Linked DNA regions of Mus musculus: all the other regions are linked to region 5. A link is a loop called in an ENCODE intact Hi-C map of the cell type or tissue named here. Cell type or tissue: left cerebral cortex. All regions are shown on one strand. Each heading gives the region's core, and the rest is flanking DNA. Links, peaks and the distances in the headings are about the cores only. Region 1 holds the start of Tmem237 (transmembrane protein 237). Region 2 overlaps Mpp4 (membrane protein, palmitoylated 4 (MAGUK p55 subfamily member 4)). Region 3 overlaps C2cd6 (C2 calcium dependent domain containing 6). Region 4 overlaps C2cd6 (C2 calcium dependent domain containing 6). Region 5 holds the start of Als2 (alsin Rho guanine nucleotide exchange factor). Region 6 overlaps Gm39646 (a long non-coding RNA gene).

The links. Hi-C counts contacts between places; a loop is a spot of excess contacts. Peaks named below come from ENCODE experiments on the same cell type or tissue, not always from the same donor. Only the 100,000 strongest peaks of a DNase experiment are listed, where the experiment ranks them.
Region 1: it touches region 5 in a loop (4-fold over the local background); 3 of 42 quality-filtered maps call a loop at or near these places.
Region 2: it touches region 5 in a loop (4-fold over the local background); 18 of 42 quality-filtered maps call a loop at or near these places.
Region 3: a loop joins it to region 5, with 2.0 times the contacts of the local background. A loop is called at or near these places in 18 of 42 quality-filtered maps.
Region 4: it touches region 5 in a loop (2.9-fold over the local background); 12 of 42 quality-filtered maps call a loop at or near these places.
Region 6: a loop joins it to region 5, with 5 times the contacts of the local background. A loop is called at or near these places in 18 of 42 quality-filtered maps.

Annotation. Positions count from the first base shown.
Region 1 is chr1:59,117,163-59,122,485 of GRCm38, forward strand. It overlaps Tmem237 (transmembrane protein 237), which reads right to left and starts at 2,644. Exons shown (of 13, transcript NM_001037812.3): 1 at 2,541-2,644; 2 at 813-844; 3 at 169-179. The coding sequence starts at 2,573. Mpp4 (membrane protein, palmitoylated 4 (MAGUK p55 subfamily member 4)) reads right to left here. Exons shown (of 22, transcript NM_145143.3): 22 at 3,773-4,282. The coding sequence ends at 4,091. In left cerebral cortex, for the core only: no CTCF peak of the experiment used is centred there; DNase peaks (open chromatin) are centred at 2,208 and 2,957; H3K4me3 peaks cover 1,700 bases; H3K27ac peaks cover 1,704 bases.
Region 2 is chr1:59,140,340-59,145,662 of GRCm38, forward strand. Mpp4 (membrane protein, palmitoylated 4 (MAGUK p55 subfamily member 4)) reads right to left here. Exons shown (of 22, transcript NM_145143.3): 10 at 4,315-4,511; 11 at 3,417-3,481; 12 at 605-622. Among named protein-coding and RNA genes, the nearest start is that of Mpp4, 19 kb to the right of the region's middle. In left cerebral cortex, for the core only: CTCF peaks have their summits at 745, 2,667 (motif pointing left) and 4,402 (motif pointing right); a DNase peak (open chromatin) is centred at 2,677.
Region 3 is chr1:59,007,033-59,011,032 of GRCm38, forward strand. It overlaps C2cd6 (C2 calcium dependent domain containing 6), which reads right to left. Exons shown (of 19, transcript NM_026600.1): 17 at 3,037-3,111; 18 at 1-782. Among named protein-coding and RNA genes, the nearest start is that of Gm29018, 27 kb to the right of the region's middle. In left cerebral cortex, for the core only: a CTCF peak has its summit at 2,386 (motif pointing right); a DNase peak (open chromatin) is centred at 2,423.
Region 4 is chr1:59,066,376-59,070,375 of GRCm38, forward strand. It overlaps C2cd6 (C2 calcium dependent domain containing 6), which reads right to left. Exons shown (of 19, transcript NM_026600.1): 5 at 3,342-3,467; 6 at 2,308-2,352; 7 at 1,402-1,470. Among named protein-coding and RNA genes, the nearest start is that of Gm25502, 2.6 kb to the right of the region's middle. In left cerebral cortex, for the core only: a CTCF peak has its summit at 1,805 (motif pointing right); a DNase peak (open chromatin) is centred at 1,825.
Region 5 is chr1:59,235,302-59,240,624 of GRCm38, forward strand. It overlaps Als2 (alsin Rho guanine nucleotide exchange factor), which reads right to left and starts at 1,930. Exons shown (of 34, transcript NM_028717.6): 1 at 1,854-1,930. It overlaps Gm33667 (predicted gene, 33667), which reads left to right and starts at 2,054. Exons shown (of 2, transcript NR_168353.1): 1 at 2,054-2,452; 2 at 3,384-3,721. In left cerebral cortex, for the core only: a CTCF peak has its summit at 2,838; DNase peaks (open chromatin) are centred at 2,026, 2,734 and 3,111; H3K4me3 peaks cover 1,921 bases; H3K27ac peaks cover 1,317 bases.
Region 6 is chr1:58,767,093-58,772,415 of GRCm38, forward strand. Gm39646 (a long non-coding RNA gene) reads right to left here. Exons shown (of 3, transcript XR_865448.1): 2 at 1,792-1,971; 3 at 491-603. Among named protein-coding and RNA genes, the nearest start is that of Gm39646, 22 kb to the right of the region's middle. In left cerebral cortex, for the core only: CTCF peaks have their summits at 3,121 (motif pointing right) and 3,321; a DNase peak (open chromatin) is centred at 3,142.

The DNA of each region.
Region 1 (5,323 bases), core at 659-4,658, 120 kb before region 5:
TCCTCCCTCAGCCTGCAAGGGCCTGAGACTACAGGTGTGTGCCACTGTCCCTACCTTGAAACCTAGGCAGTCCAGGTAGGCTCGTAAGAGCCAGTGTACTCATCTTCACTCTTACTTCAGAACAACAAATGCATTTAGGACTGTTTACACTACAGTAAACTAACTCACCTTGGATAGCACTTCACGTGACCCCGGCCAAATGTAATCAGAAAGGGGGGGGGGGGGAAAGAGAGAGAGAGAAAGAAAAAAGAAACTATTAATTGGATATCTATTTTATTGTCTAGCTAAAAATTGACTTACATCATTACAACTTTAAAAATAAAACTAGCTTTTACATACTGCTAGCCAGTTTATAAACTAGCTTATTATTTGTAAATAGTATATTGTTTAATAGCACTGCTAAAAGTATTTTGAAAGCACAAATACACATTCCCTACTGTCTATTAATCAGAGGGACTAAGCAGATTAAGAACTTTCTTTGTCACCGGTTATAATCGGTTTAAGCTCTGATGGAATATTCCACAAACAGGAGGGCCTTGGAGAATCCTGGTAAATAGAATCAGCACACCCAGGACAGACCCATTCCTCCACCGTGCTAGAGTGACAGCTTTCTGTAATTATTCATAACAATTATTCTCATGATTTGAATTTAACTTTTACCACTCACTTCTTAGGAAGACTTTTTAAAATTCCAGGAAGGATTTTTTTTTAATGAAGTATTGTAGGTTTTCAACCATACTATTTGATTTTTTTTTTCTTCTTACTTTATATTTTTAAAGTTCAATAATTAAATGACCGTAAACTGTTTTTACCTTGGCACAGGTGGGAGTGCTCGTGGAGGACGCTATAGGGGAGGGGAGAGGCAAACATCTCGTCAATAAAAGCTGGATTAACCTCACCTTCATTTATCTCAAGCACCACAAAGCTTCTCCTTTAAAAGCCCACTGTCCAGATGTTATCAAATAAAATGGATCAGCAATTCTCTTCAAATCTTTGGAAGATTATCAGTGAAACCCGGGAGGCGGTGATGTAAACTGGACTGCTGGGTTTAGATCTATTCTGCCATTCCTACACCCCATGTAAAATTCTTTTCTTCTTCCACTTCAACCAGTCTGGCCTATTGTGAGCATTCAGAACAGGATCAAACAGAGCTCATCTCCCTTTACAGACCTTCCATTAGTGGTTAAGTATTGGAAGATAATGTTGCATGCTCAGATAAAACTAGACCATGCCATATAAATGTGTGTGCATGCATGCTTGTGTGTGTGTCTGTGCATGCATGTGTGTGCATGCATGTGCATGTGTGTTTGCATACAATAAATAACCATATATAAGGAATGAAGAGTGATGTTTTACTTAGGGAAAGCCTCTTTGATGTTATCTGAGCTGAGCCCTTCCTGACAAAGGTGCCAAATTTACAGGGAATGAGGAGCACATGTTAAGGCTTTCAAGAAAGACAGGGCATGAAGGGCTCCAGGTAAAGAGCAGCCAGGCAGAAACCAGTGACACAGGACAGAAGGCAGACGTCAGATTAACTATGACCTCGCAGACTAGCAGAAGGAATACGGATTTAGTTCTATTAACTAGGAAGCCAACTAAGGTTTTATGCCACAGAGTAACATGCTTTTTTTTTAAGTTACTTTAAATAGAAATAGGTAACATATTTTAGAACAGGAAGTATTTGGGGCTGGTGTAGTTTACCCTGTTCTTACTTAAGAAAAGTCCTGCTTGCAAGCTCAGGAAGCATTAGTTAAGCATTCTGAAAATTTTCAAAATAGATGGCTTAGCCATTAAGAGCAGTTACTGCTCATGCAGCAGACCTGGGTTTAGTTCCCAGCACCCACAAAGCACCAGTAATTCCAGTTCCAGGGAAATGGACAGCCTCTTCAGGTTTCTGTGAGCAACAGGCACACAAGTGGTTCATATATTGGCAAAACACTCAAAACAAATACATTTTTTTTTTTTGGTTTTTTTGAGACGGGGTTTCTCTGTATAGCCCTGGCTGTCCTGGAACTCACTCTATAGACCAGGCTGGCCTTGAACTCAGAAATCCACCTGCCTCTGCCTTCCAAGTGCTGGGATTAAAGGCGTGCGCCACCACTGTCCGGCTACAAATACACCTTTAAAAGAATTGATCTCTAAGAGCAGTGCCTAGACGTCGATTTATTAGCTCGGGTATTTCATGCTGCTTATGGAAGGCACTGATTCCAAAGGCTCACATTTTAGATATTCTTGCTTGTCCCATTTCGCAATCCATGGTTGTATTCACTCAAACAAATTCGTGAGAATGCTACAAAATTAGGACACTGACGATGTCCTAATGGAATCCAGCAGTCAAAATGACAACTGGAATAGAATGGTGGTCCTACAAAAGCACTACTATTCTCAAGATGCTATGAAAGTGGGACCCAGTCCTCTTGGTATTTCAAAAGTCCCGCAAAAATGAACCATCTCACCCATCTAGAAACCGCACCTCTAAGCCCCTCAAAAGAAGAACCGCTGAACAGGCGGAGACTAAATTCCCAACAGCTCAAAAGTACCTGAGGCTCGCTAACCACCTGCTTCTTCCCCATCACGTCTCCAGGGACCGCAGCAGAGCTCAGGGCACCACAGCCGCCCGCCCCGCCCCGGTCCGGCCCGCCCCGCCCCTCCTGCCCAGGCGCGCAGGCGCAGAGCGTCATCGGGCTGCGCCTCATGGCTGCTGGGCCCGGAGCGTCCCCACCCGTCCCACGGGAGGTATTGGGGCTACCGGAGCCGAACCCAATCTGACCCCTTCGAACTAGGAAAACCTCAGCGTCGGCCGGCGTCCCCAGGAGCGGAGGGGGTTCACCCACAGTTTCCCGGGAGGTCATCGTGGTTTGCGTGGGGGTGGGCACGGCGGGACCAGACTCGTATTCAAACTCCCCACCGGAACATCCTCCTCTCTGACCGAGAGCCGCCCGGAGGCGTCGCCATGGCAACGCTGACTAGGGCGCCCGGATGTTGGGTGGACCTGATCGCCTTTTGCGGGGCCCGCCCTGATGTACAGCCCCGGTCCGCCCCCGCCGCACCCCTCGGGCAGTGCTGTCCCCAGATTCCCGGCTCGGCGGTGGTCACTGCTGGTTAGGACACCTCCACTTCGCCACACTCCGGGCCAGGCGCCCCTCGTCGCTCACCGCTTGGTCCTCCTCCAGCGGAGGCCCTGAGTCGTCCCTCATGATGCTTTCCCGCGGGCCTCCCTAGGCGCAACCGCCGGAGCCCGAGGCCGGCTTCCCGCGACGCCCGGCCTCCGGGGACTTGTGGGAGGAGGCGGCTTTGCGGAGCCTGGAGAGGCCGGCGTCCCCCACCTGGTTCCCGTCTGCCAGGGTGCTGCCTGGAGGGAGATCTGTATGACTGAAACAGCGAGGATCTCTTTCACTGGCCTGCCCAGTTTCCTAGATTCCCTGTAGGCCTAGGAGTATAATCTGAATGTTCAGTTCTGATAGTTCCTTCAGTGGGAACAGTTATAGTTTAAAATAGGTAGAATGGAGGGAAGTGTGGATATAAAGAAGATGAACAGACATGGGTGCAGTGGAGCTTCGGATCTAGGGAGACCAAGACTGTATCAACATCCTCGTTTTGGAGCTCATATACAGGCTCCAGGACTAGTCCACTTTGCTGATTTGGAAATAACAGTGTCATAGGTTTCCTTATTAGATAAATGTGTACTTGTTAACCGCTCTTAGCTTAGTTAGTCAACTAGGCACTTTTGTAAAATATAAACAGAAATAAGAAAATATTTTACAAAGTAAAATACAGTTTGTCATTAAGTAGACTGGTTTATTTAGAAGAGTTACATCTTACAAAACACCATATGAAATCTATAAAATGCTCACATTCAGTGACAACATTGTCACATACCTGCCATTAGCTCATATGGGGAAACATCGGGAAAATGCCTGAGAGCCAAATGAGTAGCTCTGTATATGTATAGGATGCTATTTATAGCTATACAATAAGGACTTCATAGTCGCAGTTCTAATGGGTCAAACACTGCTGTTTTCAATGGCAGCCGTTATTCCGGATCTTTAGGGCACACTATGAAGCTTCCAGCTTTAAGCAGGACACTAGATTAAGATTCAGTGTCAGGGGAAACCCATGCCTCTGGCACCCACTGCAGTTCTTCCTGAGCCTTCTGTATGGCGGACAACAGCTGGCCACATGCATCTTGCAAGTTGTCATTCACAATCACGTGATCAAAAAACTGGCCAAACTGACTCTCCATTTTCTGGGCTAACTCCTCCATCTCTTGTAGGTCTTCATCCTTCAGGAGTGATTGAAAAATATGTATGAATGGCACAGGCAATAAGACCAGGTGTTCTGCTGGCAAACTCGTGAGGGTATTTATAAAAACAATTATGTCAATTACACATCCTCTATATTCTATCTGTGCCCTCCCTCCAAATTCTGGATTTCTGAGACAGAGTCCTGCTGTATAAACCAGGCTGGCTTTATATTTGTGATCCTTCTACCTCACCGTCCCAAGTGCTGAGGTTTCAGTTGTGCACCTCCATGCCTAGCAAGGACACAAATTTAAAAGCCCCAAAGACTTAGGAAATAGACTGTCTATGTCCACAGATGTCAAAAGATCAAACAGGAAAACCATAGTTTCATGGTAATTGAAAAATATAGAGAGAAAAACTCTTAGGGTTAATATAAAAATACTTTTGTCTTGCTTTGACAGGACATCCTAAAATTGGAACAGTATGGAGATTAGGACTGCAGGCTTAGCCAGGCAGTAGTGGCATAGGCCTTTAATCCCAGCACTTGGAAGACAGAGGCAGGCAGATTTCTGAGTTTGAGGCCAGCCTGGTCTACAGAGTGAGTTCCAGGACAGCCAGGGCTATACAGAGAAACCCTGTCTCAAAACAAACAAAAGGACATGCAGGTTTGTGAAGCTGTCATACTTTTTTTTTCACAGCAATATAAATATTGATAGTACTAATAAACTGTATACCTACTATAGTAGTTCATTTCTAAAATGTATATATCTGTGTGTGTGTGTGTGTGTGTGTGTGTGTGTGTGTGTGTGTGTGTGTGTAAAAAGCAAAGGACAACTTGTAGGACTCCGCTCTGTGGGTCCTAAGGATCAAATGTCATCAGGCTTGGTGACAGACACCTTTAACCAGTGAGCCATCTCACTGGCCCCAAGACAGATCTTGTTTTTCACACACACACACACACACAGAGAGAGAGAGAGAGAGAGAGACAGAGACAGAGACAGAGACAGAGACAGAGAGCGAGAGACAGAGACAGCTGTAATGTCCCAAGACAGAAGAATTTGTTTTTCACACACACACACACA
Region 2 (5,323 bases), core at 706-4,705, 95 kb before region 5:
TGGAAAACACTTAATACAGAGACTCATCCTTGGTCAAGGCAAAAGCTCTTCCCTCATTGTGGCTGAGGAGAGAGAGGCAGGAGAGAGAGACAGATAGATAAGACAGACAGACAGACTGACTGACAGATACACAGCATTAACGTGCACATGGCTAAACATAAACATATAGAAAGGCAATCCCTGAAGGTCCCATTTAACTTCCAACATAGGGCCCTCCAGGAGCAAGCTTGCATCTCTAGACTATCTGTTTTTAATTTTAGGCAATCATTCCTTTTCTGGGACCTCAATTTTTTATACACAAGATGAGAATAATAATAATTTCCTTACAATGTCATGAAATTTGTATAAACACTTGATACAAAGTCCTGATGAACATAACTCCACTGAGGTCTTAGCCTGTGCTCTGTCAGACTCTAGAGCTGTGAATAAACACTACATCCCTCTCCTTGATCTCTTAGATCAGAATAAATGCCCTTGTGCTACACACTACCAGATACACAGAAATAGCTTCACATAGCTGAGCGGAGCAGAAATGAATGTGAGAATTAGAGGGAATTCCTAGGAGTATTTGGAGATAAGGGTGTCTTCCCGACACCCTCCTTACCTTCCTCCATAGACAGTGCTGGCAACAGGGAGAGAAAGGAACAGGAGTTCACATTCTGTGTCTTTCAGATTAACTTTGAACAAGAAGAACAAAGCACCAAATTGCAATTAGTGCTCTGGGAATTCATGGAGACACCTAGTGACCGCCCTTCAGAAATGAATGTACGTTCCAGAATGGCTGGAAATGCAGAACTACTGGCTTATGGCAAATGCACCTGCCTTCTCAACACGCTCTGTAGAAGTCGTGCTCTTCTCAAGTCTGAGTTAGGGCAGTATGTCTTAGGAACTCAAATCTAGGAGGGAAGGGAGGAGGAGTAGGAGAGGTGATGGGGAGGAGGGTACAAAACAGGGATGACAATAAATGCATTACAGTAAACAACTCTCTGCTAAGCACACATAATCCAACTCAGCACTGGAATTCTGATTAATTAAATGGTGTCTCCTCTTCCCTAGTAGCCTGTCCATATCCTGTATTTCTACACAATAAGATTTAAGCAGCAAAAAGAAACAAAGTAGCATTACCATAGATAGCATCGTGCATGACAGATAAAAGACACGGTCTAAGTGTTGGGGCATGGTGCTGTTCATCAGAAGCATTTCCTGAGAGAGGTGGTCCTCTGAGTCAACAGCTCAGACTCCGGTCCCAGCTACAGGGCTGTCTGCCAATACTAACAGGGCCAGGTGAACAACTCTCCATGTGGACTTTCAAAAATACCTAACATAAATCGTACTTAGAGCACACGGGCAGATGTCATATCCTCTGGTCACTCTAGACCAATAGCATCTCCAAGAACCTTTGATAAATGAAATACCAAAGAGAACTAAAGAATTCTGTATTGGTTAATTATTTTTTCAAAATAAATATTACTAGGAAGATTATGATGTGAAAATCCCTCTGAAGAAAAGTTAAGAGAGAAAAGGGTGGTATTATAACCGTTGCTGGAACCAGGCAGACATGTGTCTGTACTGAGCGATAACAGTGTCAGGGAGAGGGTCTTGTATGGATGTTCTCTTTTGACAATGTCTCTGTGAGCTGGGAGGAGTGGTATAACCCAACACTCAGGAAGTGGAGGCAGGGGGTCAGGAGGTAAAGTCACCTTCAGCTGCCAGACCAGCTTGCCCTACACGAGACACTGCCAAAAACAAAGAGCAAACAAACAACAGCAACAAAAACTATTTGTGGTCATTAAGGAAAGCAATCTCTGGCTTGGAAAAAAAAGTAAACAGGAGCATGTGCCATTTGCAGATCTGTGATGTTGGTGTTGCTGTCTGTGGTCTACACCGAGTCTCCTCTGTACCCTGTCTGTCTCCATATGTCCCCTCTCCCCTGCCTTAGCCCCTACAGGGCCTGAAGGGGGCCATTTCTGAAGGGACCACTCAGCAGGCTCCAGCTTGCTTCTGTTGTCTGCCATTCTCCTTTGGCTGCTATCTGCCAGTGTCAGCAGCTTTGTTAAGCCTTAAGTAGCTCACAAACACCAAAGGCCATGGATCCCTTCCTGACCACTCCTTTCCTACTGTTTGAAGAACACTGTATAATGATTCCTTAAATGATAGCAGTCTCATATTTAGTCAAAAAAGCCCAGGACTGAATCTAAGGATAAAGCCCAGTAGGAGAGTGCTTTCTTAGCATGCACCAAGCTCTTGGTTCAATCTCTAGGAGAGAGAGAGAGAGAGAGAGAGAGAGAGAGAGAGAGAGAGAGAGAGAGAGAGGAGAGAGAAAGGTACAGAGAGGGAAGGAGAGGAGAGAAAAGAAAAAGAAAAAGAAAAAGAAAAAGAAAAAGAAAAAGAAAAAGAAAAAGAAAAAGAAAAAGAGAAAGAGAAAAAGAAAAAAGAGAAAGAGAAAGAAAAAGAGAAAGAAAAAGAAAAAAGAAAGAAAAAGAAAAAGAAAAAGAAAGAAAGAGAAAAAGAGGAAGAAAAGAGAAAGAGAAAGAAAAAGAGAAAGAGAGGAAAAGGAAAAGGAAAAGAAAGAGAAAACAAGTAGTGGCTAGAGAGATGGCTCTGGTAACTAAGGGCACTAGCTGCTCTTCTGGCACTTTATCTACTGTCCCATGGGTTCTTACACCCCCTTCTGGCCTCCTGGGGTACTGCAAGCATATAGTACACAGACATGCAGGCAAAATCCACCCCCCAAAACACACAAAATATCATAAATAAATAAATAAATAAATAAATAAATAAATAAATCTTAACATTAAAAAAGAAAGGACATAAATGAAGATTATGTAACTGTACAGCCACAGACATCTGTCCAGGTATGACACACAAGAGCTTCTGGGGAGGGTGGGGGATGTCTTGGAGAACTTGAATTTGGGAGGGTAATGACTTAAACCCACGGACATGTTTAACTTCTGTGCTGGTTGGTTCCTGTCAACTTGACACAAACCTAAATATATCTGAAAAGAGGAACGTTTACTTGAGAAAATGCCTCCATCAGATTGGCATGATTGAGGACTGATGCAGGAGGGCCCAGCTCACTGTGGGTAGTACCATCCCTAGACTGGTGCTCCGGGAGTGTATAAGAAAGCACACTGAACAAGCCATAAGGTGCCAACCAGCACACAGCCTTCCTCCTATGCTTCCCCACCTGCCCCCAGGTTCCTGTCTGACTTCCTTCCATGACAGACCATGATGTGGTAGTATAAGCAAAACCAGCCCTCTCCTTGTGGAGTTGCTTTTGGTCACGTTGTTTTTCACAGCAGTAGAATTGCTAATCCTTTCTCTGGCAGGATGCTAGCCTGAGAGATGGAAGCACCATTCTCAAATGTGCATGCTGAGTTCGTGGTCTCTGCACACATTCACATACGAACATTCACCTCGGGTGGATTTGAGGCAGGTGTGAGGTTGGTACGGCTGAGACCACCAGAACTCCCGCTGCTTCCTAGGCAGAAAGAAAGCAAAGATTGGCTGATGCTTACAGTGTGGGCTCTCTCGGGGTTGTGGCACTGACGGAGTGCATTTGAGAAGAGACTCAAAGATGGGACTTTGTCATTTGGCTCCAGCACACCACGGGTGGCTCTATCCACTGAGCCTGGGGCTGTGACTGTCCTGGGTCCCCCACTCCAGTATTTCCAGGACACCCTTCCTTTCCTTTAAGAGCCCCCCACTTGGGATGTTGATCCCCATTTTTCATGGCAGTTCCCGTGCTCTAAGCAACCCTGGCTGTAATTCTGGATGGTTTTATTAAGCACAGGCAAATGTCCCTTCTAACACTTCCATCTCTTATTCAGCAGACTTTGATTGATCCTTCCTCTGCCACCCGTCCCACTGCCACATCCAGGGCCATGAACACTGCCAACTGCTGCAGTCTTTCCAGGATTTCAATTTCTTACTTCTCCGTTTTCTGCCATTACCTCCCTCTTCACAATACCAATAAGCTGCTGATGCTGTAATCCATGGATCTTCAAGACCTCATCAACTCCTAAAGGCCTTTTAATACTATTGCTCTGGGGGTTACATTTCACTGGGGGGCTGGGTCAACATATTCAGACCATAGAAATATTTAAGTTTAATTTAGTCTCATAAGCACTTTTCTACCTAGCTGATATAACCATCCTGGTCCCCTTAGTGTTTAAGAAGCTGAAAGTCTATCAGTAAGTTGACACTTTGTTTATGTTCTTCCATCTGCTTGTATCTTTACCACATACTCAGAAACGTGATGTCCCAAGCATTGCCTAGTAATCACCCTGTTACCCCAAAAGTGGCCGGCCTTACCTCTTCAGAAGGTGGTTAGAAGGGATTAGCCCAGCACAGATGGTGAGGTCTGAGATTTTCCGGGCCTGCCACCAGAGGGCATCATTCTGGTCCACAATCTGTAGAATGTCCCCTTTCAGGAAAGGCAGCCCAGCATCCATGCAGGGGATGTCGGGATCCTCTTGGGGCCAGTAATCAATCATGGCGCGAACATAAACCTGGCAGCGAGTTCACATCGGCGCTCTCAGAAGAACGCTTGTCCAGAACCACCACAACTTAAAACCATTGTCCTCACTCCTCTGCCTGTTGCTCTCATCTTTGTTTTCTACCCTTACCAGAAAAGAGAGTTGTTCTTCTAAACTGAATGCTGGAGGGGGATGGTTGCCGTTGGCATCTCTGTCATGGGGCTTAGAGAAATCAGGCTGGAACTAGTCCGGAAGCTTCCTCCCTACTGGCTAGCACTAGAAGGTGCTAAGAAGGCTGCTGGGGAAGACTTGTCATCAACGGCTTTACTTACATGTAGTAATACCTACCAGCCAAGCAAAGTCGGAGCAACAGTGGCAAGTCCGTTATGGCCGTAACCAACCACTTTCCAGTGGGATGTGATGCTCAAGAGAGAGTTCACATTCAATACTGCAGACACAGTGGAAAGGCCTGTGGCTGAGGAGATCAGAGGCCCTAGTGGGAAGCTACTGAGGATGTTTTGCTAAATGGGTATGATGTGTCTGTCAAATCGCTTTCCCAATACCCGTGGACTAGTGATGCTGTCAGCTCTGACCTTAGGAGTTTCTCTTTGCACTGGCCAGCAGTTACTGCAGACTCTGATGTAGTCAGAGTACTGGGAAGAGGTGATTATTGAATGGCTAGCCATAAATGGGACACCCGTGTTAGCCTCTCCAACGCTCAGAGAACACTGTCGAGGAAGAGGCAGAGGTAATGTAGGAGCAGGCAGAAGTAGGAGGGGTAGTGTGGACCCTGACTTATAGGCATGATGTAACAGTTGCACTTGACTCACAGCCATGATCACCTA
Region 3 (4,000 bases), core at 1-4,000, 230 kb before region 5:
TCTGAAGACTTTGCTAAAACGAAGCTAGGATCACGGGATAACTTGTTAGGATCTGAAGATATTGTTGAGACGATACTAGGATCTCGGGATACCTTATTAAGATCTGAAGTATATGAAGATTTATTTCCATTGATACTAGGATTATGGGATAATCTATTAGAACCTGAAAGCTGTGATGCATTGCTACTAGGACCTTGGGACAATTTATTGCTACTAGGATCACTAAACAGTTTAGTATCTGAAGGCTTTGTTGTATTGGAACTAGGGTCACTAGACAGCTTCCTATCTGAAGGCTTTGTTGTATTGAAATTCGAGTCCTTAGACAGCCTCCTATTTGAAGGCTTTGTTGTATTAAAACTAGAATCAGTTATCAGTTTATTATCAGAATCTGAAAGCTTTGTTAGGCTGACAACAGGATTATCACTTGCAAAGATACTCTTTGTATTTAAACTGTTTGCTGAGTTGAAAACACTATCAAGCGACAGCTTATTCTTCCTGTCTGAAATCACTATTGTGGCTGTTATCAGGTCAGGAGGCAAGCTGTCCCTGTTTACCATCTGGACTGTGACAGGGCTAGGGTTTTCAGCCCATGTTGCATCAGATCCTGCAGACCCTGAATGTCCTGGGTAAGGAGGATCTTGATCTTCATGCTCTAAAATCTCTGCACTTGACGTGCTTAGATTTCTGTATCCATCATCATGATCTTTCTTCTTTCTGAATGACATTTTGCTGTTTATGTTTCTTAGAAAAGGATCAAGACCACTCTTGCTGAGTTTCTGAAACTACAGTATAAAAGAAGAAAAGAAATTGCTTAGCGTTTATTTAAAATTATAGTGACTTTTCTAGTTAGTTTTCATAGAGCAAGTTGTCAATTGACTCATCTTTCCCCCTTGTTTATAAAGGGGAAAAGCCAACTTTATTTTAAAATACTTGAAGTTTGAATGAAAATGAATTTTTAGTGAAAAAAATTAATTCTTAATTCTAACACTATATCTATATGGTTTTTTGTGTTTATGTTTTTCTAGTTGGAGTTTTTCTGGTGAGGCACTGCCATTCCTAGCTTTTAAAATTAAATTTCTTTTGCTTACTTATTTATCTACTTACTTTCAAGGTGGAACCTTGTGTTGCCAGGTAGGCTTGGAATGTCCAGGTCCCAGTGATCCTATTATCTTAGTCACTCTGTCTACAGTGACATCTTTAAATACTTAAAAGCTACTCATAAATACTTTTTTTCTTTAATTGCTAGATTTAGTTGTGTCTGTGTAGACAGCACATGGTAAATGCCAAGGTCAAAATCTCATCTACCATAAATATTTACCATTTAGTAGTCATTTCTGAATTTTAAAAAAGTGCATGCAAGTGGTAAATGTCCATGGCATTATTCTGTAAAGGCCATCGCAGAGACATCTAAGTGTCAACACTGAAGGCCTCCCCGCAATCTTTAATGCACCACAGTAGAATCTTGCTTTGTGAGTATACAGTATTATGACTTCAGATATGGTTAAGAGAATAATTAGCAAATTTCTGGCTTACAGTGAAATTTCAGTAAAATAGCCATACTAAACTGAGACTTACGTATTCGATCATTGAAGCAATCTTTAAAATCTTTGTCTATGTTTTTTTTCCTTCTTTTTTAAAAAATATTTTTATTACGTATTTTCCTCATTTACATTTCCAATGCTATCCCAAAAGAGAGGCCCATTGGACTTGCAAACTTTATATGCCCCAGTTCAGGGGAACACCAGGGCCAAAAAGGGGGAGTGGGTGGGTAGGGGAGTTGGGGGGGGTGGGTATGGGGGACTTTTGGTTTAGCATTGAAAATGTAAATGAGCTAAATACCTAATAAAAAATGGGAAAAAATATTTTTATTACGTATTTTCCTCATTTACATTTCCAATGCTATCCCAAAAGTCCCCCATACCCTCCCCCCCCCCACTCCCCTACCCACCCACTCCCCCTTTTTGGCCCTGGCGTTCCCCTGTACTGGGGCATATAAAGTTTGCAAGTCCAATGGGCCTCTCTTTCCAGTGATGGCCGACTAGGCCATCTTCTGATATATACGCAGCTAGAGACATGAGCTCTGGGGTACTGGTTAGTTCATATTATTGTCCCACCTATAGGGTTGCAGATCCCTTTAGCTCCTTGGTTACTTTCTCTAGCTCCTCCATTGGGGGCCCTGTGATCCATCCAAGAGCTGACTGTGAGCATCCACTTCTGTGTTTGCTAGGCCCCGGAATAGTCCCACAAAAGACAGCTATATCAAGGTCCTTTCAGCAAAATCTTGCTAGTGTATGCAATAGTGTCAGCGTTTGGAAGCTGATTATGGGATGGATCCCAGATGTTTTTAAAAAATATTTCGTTTTCTTTTTTATTTATATGTGGTTGCCTGCAGAGGGCAGAAGAGGGCTTAGATCAAACCAGGTAGTTGGAAAGCACCCAGAACCAAACTCTGTCCTCTGAGAGAACAGCAAGGACTCTTCACCACTGAGCTGCAGTGATAGATAGCTCAGCTGTTAAAGGCTTCATCTTCTAAATCTTAGTCTAGATGCCTCTTGTTTCGTATCTTTGTGCAACTTCTACATTGTCAGATTGGAAAAAATGCAAAATCTGAAATAATCAGTCTAATATTTCACTTCAACTCACTTCAAAATGCAAGTTAGTGGTTATAATTTATTACAATTGCTTTTCAAATGCTTATAGATACTCAGGTGAAATATTAAGAATTTCCTGGGGTTTTCATTTGTTTGTTTTGTTTTTATTTTTCAGAAACACATATTCCAAGATTTAATTTTCACATTGAAATTTACTAGGTCAAGTGAGTTTAGAAATAAATATATCTAAAGGTAGCCAGATATTTCTAATGAATAGTTCTGGTCTGGGAAATTCATGCTATCTATCTATCTATCTATCTATCTATCTATCTATCTATCTATCCATCCATCCATCCATCCATCCATCTATCTATCTATCTATCTATCTGGAGAAACCTAGTAATTGATTATAATTTTGGTACCAGACTAGGATAACAGGACTCACCTGATGTTTGGGTTTGAATTCTGTAGTTTCTGCTTTGCAAACTGGTATGGTGTAGTCTTTTTGTGCAAAAGCCACCTTGTAAAAGAGGAAGTTTTAATTTTAGACAACTTGTAATACAAAAATGTTTTCCAAGATCATTTTACTCTCAGTAGTAAAGGTATAGAAGTTGTTTAAAGCTAAGTAAGAATTCTGTCTCATACTTAAATTGCTTTTGAGATTATCAAGTGTCCAGTGACCTTTTTTATGTGGCTTAAGTTTGTCAGATATAGCTACTCCTATTTGCTTTTACATTCCATTTGCTTGGAATGGCACTTTCCATCTCAGCCTTTGCTCTCTCAGTCTGCATATGTCTTTGCAGCTGTGGTGAGTTTTCTGGCAGACAGCAAAAACACTCAGATCTTGTTTTCTCATTCAGTCAGCCACTCTGCATCTTTTAATTAGAGTTAAGACAATTTACCTTTAGATTTGTTATTAAAATGTCTGTGCTAACTCTCAAGCTCAGGTGGTGGGCATTTGCAGAGTGCCTGACTTGTTAAATAGGTCAGACTGGTGCTCAGGACTGCACTGTGCTCTGACCACTGAGCCATTTTCCTAGCTCCCTCAGAATAGTTCTTATTAAATTTTTGAGAACCTATTATTTTGTCATTCATTAGCTTAATTAAGCAACTACTGTAAACAAGGCCCCCTCCCCTAAGTTCTAACGTGGGATAACATTTAAGCAGTAACCAACTTTAACATGCAGTACGTTCGTTTGGCTTTGAGGACATCAGTGGATTTTATGGTGCTGGCTTTCAAAGGATATACTTTATTAAAAATTAGAAATTTTCCATTAACTATGAATTCTAAAGTTTAGGCATAGCTCATTGTAGGGACTCCATGCAATCGTGACTCCATGTTGGCTCTCATGTAAAGGCATTCTCTCTTCACTGGGTAGGAAAACAACTACCACTAACTACTGATATGA
Region 4 (4,000 bases), core at 1-4,000, 170 kb before region 5:
AGTACTAAATATCTGCCAAGCATTATATATCTTTAACTTTCTCAAATGCTTTTGACAAAAATATGAACTAAGTGTGCATATTTTATAGATTACACTGAAGATCAGTGGTTCACTCAAAGTTACAAAATGGTGTGCCTGAGTGTAGGACATAGAACATGATTGTAACTTTTCTGGCTCTTGGATAGAGATCTTTTCACATCATCACAGCAGGTGAGCAGGAGGCATATCACTGAAAGCCTCGCATGCGTGTTCACATGTGTGTGTGTGTTCACATGTGTGTGTGTTCACATGTGTCGTTCAGGTGCCAGTACTCAAGCTTTCTCACTGGCACGGAGCTCATCAAGTAGGCTACACTGGCTGGCCAGCAAGCGCCAGGGAGCTTCCTGTTTCTACCTCTCCAGTGCTGGGATTACAAATCTGAAAATAACCCCTCCCTTTAAGAATAGTTACTCTTACAGGTTATGCTTGTATCTGAACACAGACCTACCTCTAAAAATACTCATAAGCTTCCATTTAAAAATATATTAACAATCATGATATAGTGTGGAAAAATGTAAATACATTACAGGGTTTTTAATTAACATAGCAGTTGACTTATTTAGTAAGATCACTCTTATTCTCAGTTAGTAATCAAACCTCACCCAAAGACTACTAAGGAAAACCCTGAAATGGAAGGTGGTTTCCTTGTACAACAGCAGCAGCCGCAGAATGGAATCAGGTTAACACAGGCCTGGCTCTAACGATCCAGGAATAGCAAGAGCTCTTGCAAACAGTGGGTGACAGTGTTTCGATATATTGGTATGATTTTTCTAGAATAATTCCTTTTTCAGTCTGAATGCTGAGATCACAGGCATGTATCTGTGATCAATGACTCCTTCTTATTAATATTTCTAGATGTAAAATCCCACACTCAATGAAACACCTGACATTGCTTCAATAATACAAATGTAGAGAAACAATTAAGAAGGAAGTCTTAAAGACATTTTGAACAAAATATTATCATTTAGAATGTATAAGCAAAAGATGATAAAGTATTATTTTATTTTTTCTGAAGAAAAGACCTTATATCTTAAGATCAGAATACAAAACAGCATTTATTTTTTTAAGTGATCACTTTTTAAACACTTATTTATTTTTTTAAGGGGGATGCATGAGCCATAGCATACAAGCAGAGGTCAGCAGACAACTCTTGGAAGATCTTTCCACTGTGTGGATTCCTGGGTCTGAACCATGCCATCAGGCTCAGTAGAAAGAGCCTTTACCCACAGAGCCACAAGCCAGCCCTAAACGTTTTTACAAATGTTGCCCAACTGGAAAAAAAAAAAAAGAGGCTCAAAAGAGGATGATTTTTATTGATGAGTTAAAACAGAATTCATTTTTGTTTTAAAGAAAGGAACTAACCTGATGTGAAAATCCATAGCCAAAGTTTCCATAGGAGAACATAAATTCCACTTCCACCCTGCAGATACTCTGAACAGGAGGAAATCATTGTACAATCTGTTTAGAATGATGTTGTTAGAGAAGTGACAGAAACTAATAATGTCATAAATCCATATGTTTAGAAAAGCACAGAATTAATCTTCTAGTTTAAAAAAAAACCTAAAAAATAAGCCAAAGCTTTGATTACACAAAGAACCCCAAAAGAAGATTTTGTTCAGTTCCCAGAAAGTTAAAAGCCTCTCATCTTAACATTAATCAAATTTTGAGATAAGCAATCTCTCCTCTCAACCCCAGGCTGACCACATGTGAAGGGAAAGAGAGCCCCACACGCAGGGACCTGATGATTCCTCCATCCTGGCTGGCCAGGAGAGGGCAGGAGTGTCTTGGATTGCTCAGTTAATGCTAACTTTAAGCACATTCAGAATTCCTCACTCTCCAGCAAAGCCGGAGAAAGCATCCAAAGCAGGGAGACGGCACACTGTCTCTCTCATCCTCTTACACAATTTACTAAGAAGGTCAAAGTGTTACAAATATGTATATATGTAACAATAAGAAAAAGAGGCCATGAATTTGAGAGAGAACAAGGGGGGGAGCATGGGAGGGGGAGTAATATTATATTGTAATTTAAAATTTTTTATAAAGAACAAGACATATAAAAAGTTAAATTGAGTCTGGAAAATGATACCAAATTTTTTATAAAATAAGTAAAGAATTTAGGAGCAAACACATACTTTTACTAATTCAGACAGTTAAGGTTAGGGTAATGAAAAATTCTAAAGTTTAGGCTATAAACTATCAGAATAAGTTCTATATAGTGTTAAAACATCACACATGCATAAATATTAGGAAAGTTTGTAAAGCTCTTACGGAGTTTTTATGCATCAAGTGCATTACTTCAGTAAAGCAGCCTTTCTAGAAAAAAAAAAACTTAAATGTAGAATTATTCATGTATGTATCTGTAATTTATCTAAAGCATGCTATAATACAAAATCAGGCAGTCATTTTCAAACTATATATGAATTCAATAGCTAAAATACAAGTACAATATAATTTTAAGTAAATTAAAAATCAATGTTCAGTAGAAGAAAAGTTCCATTGCAAATGACAGATATGAATGTAGATGTTAGCATTGACAGAGGCAGAAATGTTTATGCTGGCTTGACTTCCCTTTCTGGAATTCAACTCCCATTCTGGTTTTGAGGATTATATGCAAATCTCTATGACAAGTTCCTGGGTAGGTGGAAGACTTCTCACATCACAAGGGCATGGATAGGATCTGAAACCTCACCCTTTGTCTGCATCTGTGGTCATCTCTGCTGTCCTACGAGTTATCTCACCCAGACCAACACCCATGGTTAACTCTTTTCCATGAGCATTTTTACTACTCCCTTAGGAACCTTCACACTACATGCTGAGTGCTTCACTGAGCTTTCTTTTCAGTTTCACCACCACCATGCAGTGTGTCTCTTATGGAACCCAGAGGCAAAGGGCCTTCTCCAGAGCCCAACACACCAACCTTGTTCAGAAAGCAATACGGATTCAGCCACATTACCCTTGATTGTTCCAAATTACATGGTCTTGACTGGAGATTCAGAATTCTCTTTTTGAAGCCTCATGCCGTCTGACAATTCTAATATTTTTAAATAAGTTTAGGATGAACTTTGTTTCTTATGCATGTGATAAACCCAACCCATCAGATATCAGGAGTCATGATGACAAATACCGACAAAGTGGGACTAAGAAAAATGGTTTCTGTTTTACTTTTTGTCTTTTTGAGACTGTCTCATGGGCCCTGAAATCACTATGTGGCCAAGGGTAAGCTTGAACCTTGTCTTGTCTGTACCCCCAAGTACTGGGATTAAAGGTATGGGTCCTTATGTAACTGATATTTTTATATATACCTGTATTACTTCATAAAGATGTGATTCTGCACCGCCTAAGGGAATAGGGGGGCTTTCTGGATCGCCTCCATCATGCATTAGTTCCAAGTAAATAAAATTCCGCTCATCATCTTGACGTCTGGGAACCTCAATAGCAGAATATAAGTAGTATTAAATTTTAAGTCTGAATTTCAGACATAATATCCAAATAAATACATCCGTAAGCTATACAATATCATGGGCATCACTAATTATTAGTTTTTATGTTATCTTTGTGACTTTTCAAGCTCATCATTCCACATATTCTAATATCAACAAAAGAAACACCTGCTTATGTCTAATGTTAATTATGATCTTTTGAATCATCTATTATATACACTGTCTTTTTAACTATACATAAAGAGTTGCCCTTAGCACTCTACTGAAACTCCATGCCAAAAAGAAGTCATTCAGGAATCTTAAGCAGAAAGAACAATGCTGGAGGTACCATTATACTTGGTTTCAAATTATCCTAACAGAGCCACAGTAAAAAATAAAAATAAATAAATAAAAAATAAAAACAGCAAGGAACAAGGCAGGCACAGACCAATGGGACCAAAGACAGGATCAGACATAAGCCCACACAGCTGCACACACTTGATTTCCCACAGGCACAAAAAGTACACATTGGAGAAAAGACA
Region 5 (5,323 bases), core at 556-4,555:
AGATCCAAAGCCTAGGAATTACCACTATGCCTCTATTACTAAACAGAAGGTTAAAATATTACAATTCACTCTTTGTATGGCAAAGCCCACTTGTACTTGGGATACTAAGGCAAGAAGATCTCCACAAGTTCTAGGCCAGACTGGGCTACACAGTGAGTTAAAGACTGTCCAACTGCCCAAAGTTGGGGTATGTACGGTGGGACACCTGTAATCCCAGCAGCCCAGAAGCTAAAGCAGGAGGATGAGAGTTCAACACTGGCCCAAACTACAAATCAAACATTATCTAAATAGATGAATGTAGTTTTTAAACATTATTTAATTTTTCTTCCCAAATTACCTGTCTAGTACTACTATAGGCTAAAGAACCAAAAATATAAAGTAAACAAGAAATCTTTCACTGATTTCATTACCTAACACATTGTGATGGCTGTTCCTGGTTGTCAACTTGACTACATCTGGAACAAACTACAATGCAGAAATGGATGGCTCACCTGTGATCCAGATCTTGAGGCTAGACTACACAGGCTTTTGACCCACATCTTGACATGGGACAACACAAGTCTTGAGGCATAGTGGTCATGAAAAGCTTAGGCCCAGGCAAAGTAGAACACGCCTTTAATCCCAGGAGAATGAGGCAAGCAGATCTCCGAGTTCAAGGCTAGCCTGGGACAAAGCAAATTCCAAATCCAGGGGTAATGGCACACACCTTTAATCTGGGTCACACCTTCTGCTAGAGGCCTACATAAGGACATTGGAAGAAGGAAGGCTCTCTCTCCTTTGCCTGCCTGCACTCCTTTGCCATCGAATCTATTGGAACCTACTTCTTCAGGATTCCAGCTTATCCAGAAGACCAGCTAAAATAACTACCCTCGTGGGACTGAGCAACTATTAGATTCTTGGACTTCCCATTCCCGTTGTTGGGCTAGTTGGACTGTAAACTGTATATCACTATGATAAATTCCCTTAATATATACATTTCATAAGTTTTGTGACTCTAGAGAACACTAATACATACAGGTATATGATAAAAAACAAAAAAGTATGGCCTACTGTTTTTTTGCATTTTTGTACCTGCTCCAAATAAACCTACATCACACAAGTTTATCCTTGACAGTCATTTAAAAAACAGATACAAATATAAGAACAACAGAGTAACAACCTTAATTTGGGTACAGCAGTCAGTTAATCTATAAGAAAGTGCTGCTCTTGACCACCCAATTCAACCAGTGTGTTTTCCCTCTTTGGTAACCACAGAAGTACTAAACAGTAGCTTGCCTCTACAAATCTACAGTTGCTTGTCTGCAAATAGCCCTGTTACCTGGAGGACCAACATCAATGTGAGGACCATTTCCTCAAGATCGCTCCAGTGTTCTTTCCTGTCTTCACGATGATTCCTTTGATGACTTGATACATTTAGGGATTTGGTCAAACTACCACTGATTAATACCAAAGTCCTTTTCATTTTCAGCAAACGCTGTTTCAAACCACAGACCCTCCCCGCCCCCCTTCACTTTTCCCCACGATATGCATCCTGGGGCAAACCCACCTAGGACACTCAGCAAGGTTCACTGTCTAGCCAGCTGGGCGCCCACTGTGGGCATTCAAAAAACCCTCTGAGCGGATGGGCGTAAGCAGCGTGGGTGGAGGCGGGAAGAGGGGACCCGAAGGAATGCCACACAGCTCCGACCACGGCAGTGGGGCGCTGGGACCCGGAGGGTGGGACCCGGGCCGAGCCACCACGTCCGGAGCTCTTCACAGGCAGGCGCCGTCCCCGCAGGCCAGCCCAGCGCGCTCCCGCACCTCCGCCGACCCGCCTTCGAACCCAAGGACCGCCCGGACCCGCGCGGGCTCACCTGACGCTCCCGCAGCTCCGCGCTCTTCTCCCGGCGCGAGCCCGACTGCACCGCGGGTACGCGAGATCAGCTGATTCATGGGGGCGGGGCCTCCAGGTAGGGGCGGGGCCTCCGGCGGCGGGCTGGAGAGGCGGGCCCGCAGAATGGGTGGAGCTAGGCAAGAGCCGGTGACGGCGTCCGACAGGGATCAAGATTGCTCCGAACGCATCAGTGACTGCAGGCAAACCATTCAGTCAGGGCAGAACCAATCGTCCTAGGGCGGGCGCACTTTAGAAGCAACCGAAGACTCAGTGAAAGGACCTAACTCAATAAGCGTTTCCATGGTAACGATAGGCCGCGCTTGAGGATGGAAACTACTGCAAGTTTTGTTACCTCCTCAAACTGCGAGAAATGAAGAGAAAATCTTACCTATCAGAACATGGCTGCACACGTCTGTAATCCCAACATTTGTGAGATGAAGGCAGCAGGATCAGGAATTCGAGGCCAGCCTTGAGAACGTGTCTCAAGAGAAATAACAAAAGTGAAAATACGAGCTACCTTTAAGCTGCATGACGTCATCTCTTCCCGAGTGTGCCTTTGCCGCGTGTCCACCTTAAACGGTAAAGAGTAGGAAGAAACTATTTCCTCAGGGCTCCTCAATATACAGCGTTAAAATTGTTTTTGCTTGCTTCTTAGTCTCACTACCATCCATACTTGTCACGGTCGCAATCCTCCCGCTGCACCCCTAAGTGCTCCCTTGAATGTTTTGTGTAACAGATGCTCTCAGAACACAAGCCAGAGAGAAATCTGCTGCTACAGAGTGTGCATCGCGGAACCTACAGAGTTACATTTATTTACTCATTAAAGATAGATATATTCCCCGAATCGAATGCCCCTGCGTACAAATTCCCAACTGGTTCCTCCAACTCAGGGTCTCTCACCAGAGCCTTATCAACTTCAGTGCTAGAACAGAAAAGTGTACAGCCTTGAGAATGGCGCCACCAAATGGTACAAACCAGGGATGTCCTGCAGTTAATGAAGCCTGGACTCTGGCCGCCCTAACAAGCTACCTGTCCTCCATAACACAGCTAAAAAAGACAACAGTGAAAGAAATTTATTCAATGAGACTGCACTAGGAAAAAGAACTAAGGGGCTGGTTCAGTAAACCCCCTAAGTCTATCTTTGGAGCCTTGACATAAGTAGAAGGCTCAAGGTGTGATCTTGCCCATGGTAAACACATCTTGGTTGGTCCTGCAAAGCAAACTGACAAGTTGTCAGAACTAAGAACCAAGCTCTCCTGATGGTTTGCACCCAGAAACCCAATCTCTTCCTTCTCCAGTGAGACTCTTGAGGAAATCTAGTTCTTTGGGGCCCATTATCCTGTTAGTCCACTAGTCAAAAGGAGGGGCACACGTGTCTCTCCTCAGAATATCTTCACTCCTCTCAGGATGGTCACACAGCTTCAGCTGAGACATCCGTGTGGCCAAAGTATTTCGGAGCCTACACCAGTCATTTATACACTAAGATCTTATCTCCTAATTCTCTCCCCAGGTAACCTTGCCCTCGGGAGCTCTCAATCCCTTACTGAGCTCTACCCTGCCCGCCTCCTTTGATAAAAATGAAAAATAAATGTCTTCATCTACAGTTCTGAGGCAAGAGAGACTCCCAGAGGTGAACTTCCTTCATTCCCTCTAGCTGCTACCAAAGTATCCACCTGCAACTGAAGTCTTCCTTTTCCTGTCCTGAAAAGAAACGTTTTGTCCTCTCAGGCTAATCCTGGCCCTGGAATTAAGGCATCACCCTTCTTATCCATTTTGAGACTCACCCGCTTTTTTAAAAAAAATGAATGCAACCCCTCATCTTTCTCCTCAATAAAATAAGTCTCTGTGGTTTTGTTTTTAGTTATTTTTCTTCTACCTCACCTCCTTTGCAACCTAACATTCTACCTCCATTTATTTGTGTTTTGTTTTGTGTTCTTGTTTTTCAGGACAGGGTTTCTCTGTGTAGCTAGATGCTTAGTTATGTTATTTTAGCATACTTTGTATCACCCATGTGGCCTTTCAGAAATATAAAGAGTGATGAATATCACATTGTCTTAGGGTTTTACTGCTGTGAACAGACACCATGACCAAGGCAAGTCTTATAAAATTAAAACAAACAAACAAACAAACAAACATTTAATTGGGGCTGGCTTACAGATTCAGAGGTTCAGGCCATTATCATCAAGGTGGGAGCATGGCAGCATACAGGCAGGCATGGTGCAGGCAGAGCTGAGAGTTCTATGTCTTCATCCAAAGGCGGCTAGTGGAAGACTGACTTCCAGGCAACTAGGGTAAGGATCTTATGCCCACACCCACAGTGACACACCCATTCCAACCAGGTCACACCTATTCCAACAAGGCCACACCTCTACATGGTGCCACTCCCTGTGGATATACAAACCATCACACACATCTATCCTTATAAAGTGTATATTCAGCCCTGGAAAAATAGGTTTAAGAATGTCCCCAAAACAACCAGACTGCTGGCATTGCTCTTGGTTGCCACTCACAGTAACAAGATGGTAAGACACTATACACTTTTTTTTTTAAAGATTTATTTATTTCGTGTATGTGAGTACACTGTCACTGTCTTCACCGGAAGAGGGCATTAAAGATGGTTGTGAACCACCATGAGGTTGCTGGGAATTGAACTCAGGACCTCTGGAAGAGTCAGTGCTCTTAACTGCTGAGCCATCTCTTCAGCCTGACACTATACACTTTCATCACAAGAAATGAAACTCATCAGGAATTCATCAGGAAACGTATTCCCTAGCAGCTAGTTCTCAAGGTGTCAGGACAGTTTTTATTTTATTTTATTTTATTTTATTTTATTTCTCCACTTCAGGAGAAAAGATAATAATTGTCTTACTCATCACAGAACCATGCATGCTACAATACAGACTTGCCGGGCAAGATATGCCCCTGGGGTAGTAGTGGCATTGCTGTTTAGGGTATAACCAACTGTTTTCTAGTTTGAGTTGAGACCTGCTCCAATGGAGGGAATTCATTCCTCATACTATAAAGCCCATGGCTGCAAAGGTCATAAGCCCTAAAGGAAATCTACTAGTGCTGTTTTCCTGATTGTCAAAAACCTGCCTTAAGTATTTGTGTTTATACCTCTAGCTTAGTGGTTCTCTTAGATAAGAGAAGCTTCTCTTTGCAGTGAGGAACAGATGCTGAGATGCAATGAGGTCCAAATGCTGAGAATAAGTGACTATTGAATGTTCACTCTAAGAAGGATGTCTCTATCACCATCTGCCCTGCAAGGAGCAGAAGAGGCAGAAAGAACAAGAGAGTCTGCAGGTGGGGAGGATGCTGTGAAAGGCTCTTCTAGACACCTGGTGGCATTCCTGAACTCACAGCAGCTGTGGTTCCCTGCCCAAGATCAAAACAGAACTTTAGCACTGACTGGGGAGGGCACATAAGGTTCCACCTAAGATCTATTGGAAG
Region 6 (5,323 bases), core at 650-4,649, 470 kb before region 5:
GTTCTGGTAAAGCTCATCAGGACCCTGCCGAATGCTGGCTAAACTTCCACCAAGATCCCCTTTAGCTGGTGTATTAGTCAGGGTTCTCTAGAGTCACAGAACTTATGGATAGTCTCTAGATAATAAAGGAATTTATTGATGACTTACAGTCGGCAGCTCAATTCCCAACAATTGTTCAGTCGCAGCTGTGAATGGAAGTCCAAGGATCTAGCAGTTACTCAGTCTCACGCAGCAAGCAGGCGAAGGAGCAAGAGCAAGAGCTAGACTCCCTTCTTCCAATGTCCTTATATTGTCTCCAGCAGAAGGTGTAGCCCAGATTAAAGGTGTGTTCCACCACACCTTTAATCCCAGATGAAAGGTGTAGCCCAGATTAAAGGTGTGTTCCTTAAACTCTGAGATTCAATCTTCTGGAATCCATAGCCACTATGGCTCAAGATCTCCATACCAAGATTCAGATAAGGATCTCCAAGCCTCCAGATAAGGGTCACTGGTGAGCCTTCCAATTCTGGATTGTAGTTCATTCCAAATATAGTCAAGTTGACAACCAGGAATAGCCACTACAGCTGGTAAGTGTTTCCAATCGCGGTGGGCAGCCATAGCAACCTGCACGTACACTCCAACAGGAAAATCAATCTGATTAGCATTGCCTTCATATCGACCTTCTCCTAAAAGCATGTTAATATCCCAGTCTGGATTAGCTGTCTGAGCATTTAAAGCGGCAGTTTTCTTACTGGCTTCTCGCCATTCAGAATCCCAAAGTAAGAAATCTCCTCCTGACAGAGTAGCCTTACATAGAGTCTTCCAATCTTGGGGGGTTAAGACTCCATGACAGTATCCAATAATGCTTGTGTAAAAGGAGCTGTAGGGCCATATTGTGCAACAGCTGTTTTTAACTCCTTAATCACCTTGAACTCCAAAGTCTTGTATTGTCTGACTCTATTATTTTGCTGGTCAATTATCTCAACTCCAGGAAAGGCTAGCACTTCAGATGTATCTTGCCCTTCTCCACGAGCCTGACACACAGCTCTTTCTAAGGGAGATTGGTACACTTCAGAGGAGTTGTTCTTCCCTGTATCTGACCCCTTTTTAGCTCCCGAAGCTCATTAGTCAATTTCTGCCACTTAATTTCAAACTCTAATTTACTTAGTTGCGTATCCATATGAGTAGCATCTCCTATAGTGGAGGCCAAAAGTGGAGGGGGAGGTTTTCGAGGAGGCAAATCCTCATCAAAATATTTGGCGGCTCCTCTTTCTGAATGATCTTCCTTGTCTAAAGTTAGCTCATCATCAGAGTCTCTATATCTTTCTAATTTAGGGTTGAGAGGGCCCCTTTCTGAGAAAGTCCTCTCTGACAGGCGCTCTTCCTGAGATTCTTCAAGCTCTGTCTGGGTGCTATCTGACACCTGATCTCCTTTTCAATAGCATCTTTTAAGAGTGCCCAAAGGCAAAGGGTAAAATTATCTGCCTGGGTGTTTTTTTCAAAGCTTCCCCAACTCTCTCCCAGGTTCTCTTATCTAAAGTTTTTTTCTTCTCTGCACCACGGGCAGCAAGAATCTATCTTATCTGAAAATTTTTCTAACAATTGTTCTTCAAACCCTACTCCTCTCGCCTGAAGCAGCTCTTGAAGGCTGCGGACAATTGCTTGTTTGGAATTTTCTAGTCCCATATTTCGCTGACAAACCCTACGTGGAATCAGCGCTGGGTCAGCACTGTTCCAACTTAGCCTGTATCCTATCGCACCTCCAGCAACACTTTAAAAAATGAAGTTTAAAGCCAGCGCTAGCATAAATACCTGTTGCTCATTGTGCCCGATGCGATCTTCTTGTTCTTCCCTTCTTGTGGAGCTCCACATAAGACAGCGGTCCCTCAGTTTTACCCTGCCGTTTTCAGGTCCGTGTTCGTGGTGCCAATCTGTAACTATAAGCTGCCTGCAGCTTACATGAACCGGGTACTCCTGAAAGGCAGGCTGGGGCTGAAAGATGGTGAGAAAAGAATGAGGCCAAGACAAATTTTTCTCTGATCAAGGCCCCAAAGTTTACTAAGAGTCTGTGCTTATAAAGAGGGGAGGCCCACCCCCCCCACCCCCCACCCCCCATTGGTGCCTGGAGCCAGCCTGTAGGTGATGTGCAGGATTGGATGTGTTTCTGGAATGTCTCAAGGGTCTCTCAGCAGGTAGCAGAGTCTCCAGGAAAAGCAGTGGTAGTTGACATAACAATATAGCCATCTAAATTGGAAGGCTACACCCCAGGTGATCTCATATTCAGTGGCAGTAAAGTCTGAATCAGCCTGCTTCAAGGCTGAGGGAGGCTACAACCTTGACATCTGGTTGAAGTTAAATGCCAGCAAAGAAGCAAGAATCCTAGGACAAATAATAACTATTTAAGGTCCCCTTCCCATCCCACCTGTAAGTCTATAATTTTCTGGGACTTTCACTAGAAACCCAGTTATAGAAAAAGACATGGCTTAGTGGTTAAACTCACTGACTGCTCTTCCAGAGGTCCTGAGTTCAATTCCCAGCAACCACACGGTGGCTCACAACCATCTGTAATAGGATCCGATGCCTTCTTCTGGTGTGTCTGAAGACAGCTACATTGTACTCACATAAAATAAATAAATAAATCTTTAAAAGAAAAGAAAAGAAAAAGGCAAGTACTAAATTGTAGTTCCTGGTTTAGCCTTTTGAGACTTTACTTCTACCCGGGGCATTTCTGAAGAAATGCTGTGCAGGCAAGAGGACTTAAGTTCAAATTCCCTAGCACCCATATAAAAGCGGGGCGTGGCCGTGTGTGCCTGTAACCTCAGAGTTACACAGATGAGACGGTCGGCTCACGGGAGCTTCATGGCAAGCCCGCCTGGCTGAAATGGTGAGAATCATTTAAATCATTAAATGGTGAGTCCCCATTCAATGAGGGACTCCACCTCACATCTTCCTCTGCATGAACACCTACCTGCATATTACTACTTCATTTCGGTTCTGGGCTGTGAATTACTTACAAGTGTGTTATTTAGTTTGCAAATAGTTAGAAGATTGTTCTCTACATTTTCCTGCTGTAGCAAATTCCTGACCACTGACACCCAATCATATCTTTGGCAGAATCAAGAACCACACCGGTGGTTTTTGTGAATTTCATGTCATCTGTGGCAAATTCCTAGTAATTCCACCAGAGGGCAGCAAAGAAACATGAACAGGAGATGTCCGAGTCTAAAAGCGGCGGCGGTGGGGTGGGGGTGGGGTGGGGTGGGGACTGGAAAGGGGGTTGGGTTGAAATTGAAAGGAGAAGTTGATGCAAAACTCTACACAGTTTTTATCTTACAGTGTATTTTATACTTTTTGTTTTGTTTGTTTTACAAGACTGGGTTTCTCTGTAGCTCTGGCCATCCTGGAACCTGCTCTGTGACCAGGATGGTTTGTAGCAGGATGAACTTGAGGTCCACAGGCCTCTCCTTCCCCAGTGCTGGGGTAAAGGTGCGCACCCTCATTGCCTGGCTATTTTATACTCTTTTATCTACTGGTTTTTACACAAACACAGGGCACTGTCTATGCAATGGTAAAGTGACGGCTGTTGAATTATGTAGCCTTATGAGGGCATTTAAACCAATTTTTGGTCATTTTATCTTTAATATATGAGTATTTTGTTTACACAAATCTAGGTACACCACATGCATGCCTGGTTCCAGAAAGAGGTCAAAAGAGGGCATTGGGTTCCCTGGAACTGCAGATACAGAAGGTTGTAAGCCACCATGTGGGTGCTGGGAACCAAACCCAGGTCTTCTGCGATAGAAACAGTGCCCTAAACTGCTGAGCCATATCCTTAGTCCCAAAACATTTTTCAAATTGCATTGATTATTTATTTACTTGAGTTTGTGTTTGAGTAAGTGTGTGGGGGCGGGGGGCATGTCTGGCGTGTGTGTGTGTGTGTGTGTGTGTGTGTGTGTGTGTGTGTGTGGTGTCAGAAGACAATTATCAGGTACTGCTTCTGTTCTCCCAGCACGCAGGTCCCTTGGGTCAAACCAGGCCATTGGGCAGCAGGCATGGCAGCTAAATCACCTCCCTGGTCTGGCTTTTGGCATTCTAAGATGACTTCTGGTGAATATCCAATACATTTGTAATCAGAAAAATATTTGAGAGGGGCATGTTCATCAATTTATTATAAAAGATGTTTATATATGTAAATAACATCCTTTATAACAAAGGAAGGGAAGAGAAGGTTGGGGTGCAGGAGGCAGTGTGCAGAGCTTCCATGTCCACTTGGCATGGCCACCCCCAGAGTCTACTATTCAGATCTTCTCTAAACATGTGTGTGTGTGTGTGTTTGACTGTATGTGTGAATATGTATGTGTCTGTGTGTGAATGTATCTCTCTGTGTATGTGAATGTGTGTGAATGTATCTATGTGTGTGTGAGTGTGTGTGTGTGTATGTGTGTGTCTGTGTGTGAGTGTGTCTCTGTGTGTATGTGAATGTGTGTGAGTGTGTGTTTGAATGTGTGTGTGTGTGCCTGAATGTGTCTGAGTGTGTGTATGTATGTGTGTGTGTCTGTGTGTGAATGTGTCTGTGTGTGAATGTGAATGTGTGTGAATGTATCTATGTGTGTGTGAGTGTGTGTGTGAATGTTTCTGAGTGTGTGTGTGTATGTGTGTGTCTGTGTGTGAGTGTGTCTCTGTGTGTATGTGAATGTGTGTGAGTGTGTGTCTGAATGTGTGTGTGTAAGTGTGTGTCTGAATGTGTCTGAGTGTGTGTGTCTGTGTGTGAATGTTTCGTATGTGAATGTGTGTGAATGTTTCTATGTGTGTGTGAGTGTGTGCCTGAATGTGTCTGAGTGTGTGTATGTATGTGTATGTGTGTGTGTCTGTGTGAATGTGTCTGTGTGTGTATGTGAATGTGTGTGTGAGTGTGTGTGTGTGTGTGAATGTGTCTGAGTGTGTGTGTGTGTGTCTGTGTGTGTGTGTCTGTGTGTGAATGTGTCTCTGTGTGTATGTGAATGTGTGTGAATATATCTATGTGTGTGTGAGTGTGTGTCTGAGTGTGTGTGTGTGAGTGTTTGTGTGTGTGAATGCCAGAGGTCAATGTTGGCAGTCTTCCTCTACAGCACTCCATTTACTCTCTGAGAGGTCTCTTACTGAGCCTAGAGCTCATTGGTTGTCTAGACTGTCAGTCAGTGTGAGCTCCGGGATCCGTTTTTTTCTGCTCTCTTCCAGCACTAGGGTTTCAGGTGCAGACACGCACACCAGGCTGGGGAAGGTGCTGGGGATCTGTACTCAATTCTTCATGCTTGAGCAGCAGGAACTTTACCTCCCAAGTCATCTGCCCAGCACAAAAGTCATT